Regions from separate parts of the Homo sapiens genome. Here region 1 is linked to region 2. A link is a contact called in ENCODE Hi-C data. All regions are on one chromosome and are shown on one strand. Each heading gives the region's core, a stretch centred on a gene start or an enhancer-like site at or near the end of the contact. The rest is flanking DNA. Distances are from core to core; before and after follow the strand shown.

Region 1 (2,700 bases), core at 48-2,547, 1.5 Mb before region 2:
TCAGTTCTCACCCACGCAGCTTCTCTCTACACATGATGTTTCATTGCTATTCGCTTTACTCCCTCAGGTTTCACAGAATGACTCATAGAACTCAAGAAAGTGCTTTCCTTGCTATTACAGTTTTATTATAAAGGACACATATCAGGACCAGCCAAATGAAGAGATGTATAGGGCGAGATGTGGGAGATTTCCCAAATAGAAGCTTACGTGTCCTCAGGAACGCTTCCCCCTCCTGACACTTTGATGAATGATTATCGACCAGTAAGCTCACCTGAGCTTCCACATCCAGAGTACTCACTGGGGTTCCATTATGTAGGCATAGTTGGTTAAATCACTGGCCACATGGCTGAACTCAGTCTCCAGCCCCAATCTGCTCCCCAGAGGTGGGCCTGCTTATGTGACTCAAAGCCTAAGCCCTCATGGTTGGCCGGCCCTTCTGGTGTGGCCAGCCTCCATTCTGAAATCATCTTGGGCCCTCCATGAGCCATCTCATTAGCATAAACTCAGGTGTATTTCCAGAGGCCCACCATGAATAACAAAGACACTTCTATCACTTGGGAAATTCTAAGGATTGAGGGTACCTCCCAGGAACCAGAGTCAAAGTCCAGTCAAATTCTTTATTATACAACGTGAGTTTACTGACTTGAACAGAAAGAGGGAGCAAGAGAAGCATTCTAGGAAACAGGTGTCTAAAAAGAAAGGCAGGAATAGTCAGCCACACTCATGGCATAGTAGGGAAACAGCCCCCAGCTAATTGGCTTTGCTATACAGTAGTCCCCCCTTATCTGAGGTTTCACTTTCTGTGGTTTCATTACCCGCAGGACGGTACAATAAGATATTTTGGGAGAGAGACTACATTCACATAACTTTTATTAAATTGTTCTAATTGTTCATCTCTTACTGTGCCTAATTTATAAACTTTATCATATGTATATACAGGAAAAAACATAGTATATACATGGTTCAGTACTATATGCAGTTTCAGGAATCTACTGGGGGTCTTGGAATGTATTCTCAGCAGATATGGGAGGACAACTGTACTGGAATGCACCAGCTTTGAGCCAAATAACCAGGGCTCTGAGTTTAGCTCCAAAGTTCAAGCACCTTCCTATTCTAGCAGCATCCGCCCTGATCCAGCATGGCGGCAAGAGCTTCTGCCAGTTCACAGCCTGACTACACGGCAGGCGCCTTTCCGGAACCGCCCGCTGGGTAGATTAAATTTCTCCGGCGCCCTGTAATGACACACACACAAAAAAAACCCGGGCGCGCCTTGTAAGAGGGCGGCCGGGTTTGCGCAGGCGCAGCGTGGCCGCGGGTGGGCGGAACTGGTCGGGATGAGTGGCGGAGGGACAGAGACCCCTGTGGGTTGTGAGGCCGCCCCGGGCGGTGGCAGCAAGAAGAGGGACTCCCTGGGGACTGCGGGCTCAGCGCACCTCATTATCAAGGGTACGGAGTGTCAGGGCTATAGTTCCTGGTGGATCCCAGCACAGCCTCATCTCCCAGGCGGCGCCCTCTGACCCGGGCCGACCCCCGGGTCCCGGGCTGGCGCGCGTGCGTTTGTGCGGGTGGGGGAGTCGTGGTCGGTCCCCGCCTTTTTCCCCGCGCCAAATGCGTCCCACCACAACCAACCAGCCCAACTCTTCGTGTTTCCCCGCTTTCCTCTGTCGCAGCCTGAGCCATCAGGCCCGCCCCCGTCCATTCCGCAAGCTCAGGACCCCTGGGCGCAGAGCCTTTGGGCAGCCTCGCCACCGACGTGTAGTGGAAAGGGCATTGGACCTGGGAGGCGGGAGGCAGTCGCTTAGGAGTTGAGTGACTTCGGGTCACTGGCTTTACTCACTCTCCTACCCGATCTGTTCCTGGTCGTGCGAGGAGTAAGTGAGATACACTTACGAAGGCGCTCTATAGCACTGTAAAGAACCATTCACGTTCAGAAATGTCCATGTGTTCTGTGTGCTTTGAGCTGGGAGAAGGTTACAACCTAGATTCTCACAGAATCTGCTTTAGGTTTGACTCCTAAAGCTCACAACGCTGTTTGCTGCGTGAAAGTCTTTGACAGTTGAGTTGTAGTGCTTTATATATACCAGATATAAAGTGCTTATATACAGTGCTTGTATTATTTTTTCTACTTGACATGCTTAAGAAGATATGTACTAATAAAATTCATTAAAATAGAGAATTGAAACCTGCCCATCGTATGTCTGCAAAAATGAAAAATTTGGGGAACATTGCCAGTGAATGAATATGAATAATACATTGTCTTAGATTTAATTTCTCAAGGAATTTTGAGACTTACATTTTAAACTACATAGTTGTAACTAAGAAGAATAATAAACTGACTCACCAAAAGACTTAAATTCAGACCTTTTCTTAATGACTTTTTCAGACTTATGAAAAAGAGACTTACAATGAACATTCACCACCCACCTTAATAAATAAATTACTAAAAGCCCCACTGTGTCTTGCTCTAATTGCACTAGTTCCCCTCCCTCGTCTCAAGGTAGCCACTATCCAGAATTTGGTGTTTATTATTCTTGTGCATTTCTTTATAGTTTTGTTGCTTCTGTCTATATCCCAAAAGGAAATATTTTGAATATTTTAAAGTTTTATGTAAATTGCTTTAATCCTTCTGAAACTTGCTTTTTTATTATATTTATTATAAAATACGTATTATTTTTTATATTTATGTTGATAAGTGTAACT
Region 2 (2,700 bases), core at 127-2,626:
GATTGACAGGAGAGACAAAAGCCCTGCTATTTTATCGGTCCGATTGTTAAAGCTTTTTGAGCCCGTACTGTTTGATAGGCACTGTGCTAGATGTGGGATACAAAGGTGATTTAGTCTTAAGCATAGCCCCTGACTTTCAGGAGAAAGGGGGGACAAACACGACCGGCGCGCAGCGTAGCCACAAGGTGCGGTGAGAGAACAGGGAGGCACCAGTGTGGGTGACAGGAACTGCCACACGGTGGACAGGTAGCAGCGCTTTGCCTTGGAAGCTGTGGAGGCGGTTTTGTGTCCATTCATCTTAAGTATATTCCTATATATTTCCAAATACTTGCAGTAATTACAGATGAGTGTAATAACAGTGATCACTTCTATAGCTCTTTCCACAGCAGGTCCTGTTCTGAGCCCTACGTATGTATTAGCTGAAATCCTCACAAAAGCCTTAAGAGAGATGCTATCATCCGTGTTTTAGAATTGGGAAAACTGAGGCAGAGAGGGTTTATGGAAAGTGTGCAGGTTGAAAACCTTGTACTGGGCTGGAGTAGGAGCCTATGTTATGTAGGCTCTTTTCTACCAACTCAGGCACAGAGAATAATATATACAAAAAAACTCAAGTCCCAAAGACTGTGTATTCTGGGAACTTCACGTTTGTCAACAAAAGCTCTTCATAAAATCAAGTCAGTTGTGCTTTTGTGACCTTCATTTTGAATCATATAAATGCAAACAGTCCAGCTTGTTTCTTTGAAAGGCTGGAGGTCGGAGGTGGCTGGTGTTTGCTCAGACACGGCCAGATCTTAACGGTCCTAGAATCACCCCTGGAAGGACAGTGGAAAAACAAGATAATTTTCTTTTCCTCTATTGCTTAAAGTGGTATCAGAAAGGTAGACTTCTGTCTTCTTCCTATATATTTTCAAAGAAGGAGCCTTCCTTGGCAAAATACAAATTTCTGTGGCTGCTGGGGTCAGAAAGAGTTTCCACCGTCATCACAGGCCTTCATCTTGCAGGTAAGCTCAGACATGCTCACCTTCTTACTGACTTTGCTGAACATCGCTCATGTTGTGGAATAGAATTTCTACACCATTTGTGCTCATAGTGTGACATCAAAACCAGTATGTCCTTTGCAGCCCTTAAATACACACATGAGAATGCACACACACACCCCACAAAACAAAACCCCAGCCCTCCCTCGCTTTGGCCTTCTAGCTTGACCATTTTAGGGCAGACTGTCTTGGTATGTTCCTAGGGACAGAAGCTTCCATGTAACTCAGGCAGTAAATCAGGGCATCAGCTAGCACTCACCTTGCCCCCCCCTAAGCTTCCGTTTCTTCACTTGTAAAAGGAGGAACTGAGCACTATTTTAAGCTTCATGCTTCCTTCCTGTACCAGGCTTCTCAGATGCCCCAGAGGCCAGGGCAGTGGAGCCCAGACTCTGGGGGCTCAGGGCCTGCACTGTGGGTCATAAAGGCAGAGGGAGATGCGTAGCCTCAGGCTCAAGAGCTTCAGGCCATTTTTTTAAAATAAAATCTTTTTATCTTGAAATAATGATAGACATAGGAAGCTACACAAAGAGTACAGAGGTGCCCTGTGTACTTTCACCCACTTCCCTTCATGGTAACATCTTACAGAACCACGTATCAAAACCTAGTCATTGACACTGGTGTACTCTACAGACTGTACTCAGGTTTTAGCGGTTTTCACACGCACGCACGTGTTCGCTCTTGTAGTTCTATGCAGGGTTACTGCGTATAAGCACCACCATACAGATCCTGGCTGGGCGTGGTGGCTCATGTGTGTAATTCCAACACTTTGGGAGGCCTGGGCAGGAGGATCGCTGGAGCCCAGGAGTTCACGACCAGCCTGAGCAACATAGACCCTGTTTCTACAAAAATAGAGGCCAGCACCCTTCCTTGCCAGTGCAAACGTTTCTTGCAATGTTCAGGGCCCTGTAGCCAATCTTGGCCATACACAGAGGCCTACAGAACAAGCACGAATTCTTTTTTTTTTTTTAAATTTTAATGGACACACAATAATTATCCATGTTTATGGGTTTGCTTCCTAAATGCTTTCTAGTATGAGAGCAACTTAGCTTATTTTTCTCCCTGGCCTTCCTACATGTGCTAATGAATTGTCCGTGGCTGCCTCCAATCCCCCAGCAGACCAACAGGAGGAAAAAAATCAATTTGCACTTTTCCTAGGAAGCAATCCTGTTGGCAGAGCTGACTCATAAACAGCCTCCTTTTCTGTGTTAGCATGTTGCTGAGAGGCCAGCGTGACAGTGCTTCTGAATGTGGCCACCTGGATTTAAGGTGGAGTAGTGCCTCAACTGAGAGGCCCTTGAAGGAAGAGAAAGTGTGTAAGGAAGTGCATAGAGAATAAGAGATCCAGTATCTCCAGGGTGTGGAATCCCAGGCTTCCTTCCTAAAGATACCGTGAAGCTTTCCCAAGAAAGCAGAGTGGATACCCAGTGGGAGTTCCCACCCGTATGTCTTGAACTGGAACCAGGGAAGTCAAATTCTTCATTCCCAAAGCCAATTCGCCATTTCTTTCTGCATCTCTTATGTCAATGAGATGAAGCCAGGGTGGGTCTGCTGGATGCTCCAACTCTGCAATAGAGCTCTCCTGGACAGGAAGGAGGGAGGTGTTTCTATGGGAAATCTGAACTTGCTTGTACTTTCTCTTCATTTCACATAGACCATCCGGGAA

Evidence for each region. Hi-C counts contacts between places; a loop is a spot of excess contacts on that map. Pooled maps may share reads with other maps.
Region 1: a loop to region 2 is called in a pooled map, with 4 times the contacts of the local background. The contact joins the promoter of BLOC1S5-TXNDC5 here to the enhancer-like site in region 2. A Hi-C loop is called at or near these places in 4 of 50 pooled maps.

The regions. Positions count from the first base shown.
Region 1 is chr6:8,063,011-8,065,710 of GRCh38, reverse strand. BLOC1S5-TXNDC5 (BLOC1S5-TXNDC5 readthrough (NMD candidate)) reads left to right here and starts at 1,297. Exons shown (of 13, transcript NR_037616.1): 1 at 1,297-1,446. BLOC1S5 (biogenesis of lysosomal organelles complex 1 subunit 5) reads left to right here and starts at 1,322. Exons shown (of 5, transcript NM_201280.3): 1 at 1,322-1,446. The coding sequence starts at 1,335. All of the region lies in intron 3 of EEF1E1-BLOC1S5 (EEF1E1-BLOC1S5 readthrough (NMD candidate)), which reads left to right. RefSeq lists enhancers at 1,689-1,878, 1,488-2,114.
Region 2 is chr6:6,609,152-6,611,851 of GRCh38, reverse strand. All of the region lies in intron 1 of LY86 (lymphocyte antigen 86), which reads right to left. The region is part of intron 1 of LY86-AS1 (LY86 antisense RNA 1); the gene reads left to right. Among named protein-coding and RNA genes, the nearest start is that of LY86-AS1, 12 kb to the left of the region's middle. Within about 2 kb of position 1,376, at least 8 of the 41 ENCODE cell types and tissues checked have a DNase peak (open chromatin) inside an H3K27ac peak, as active enhancers do.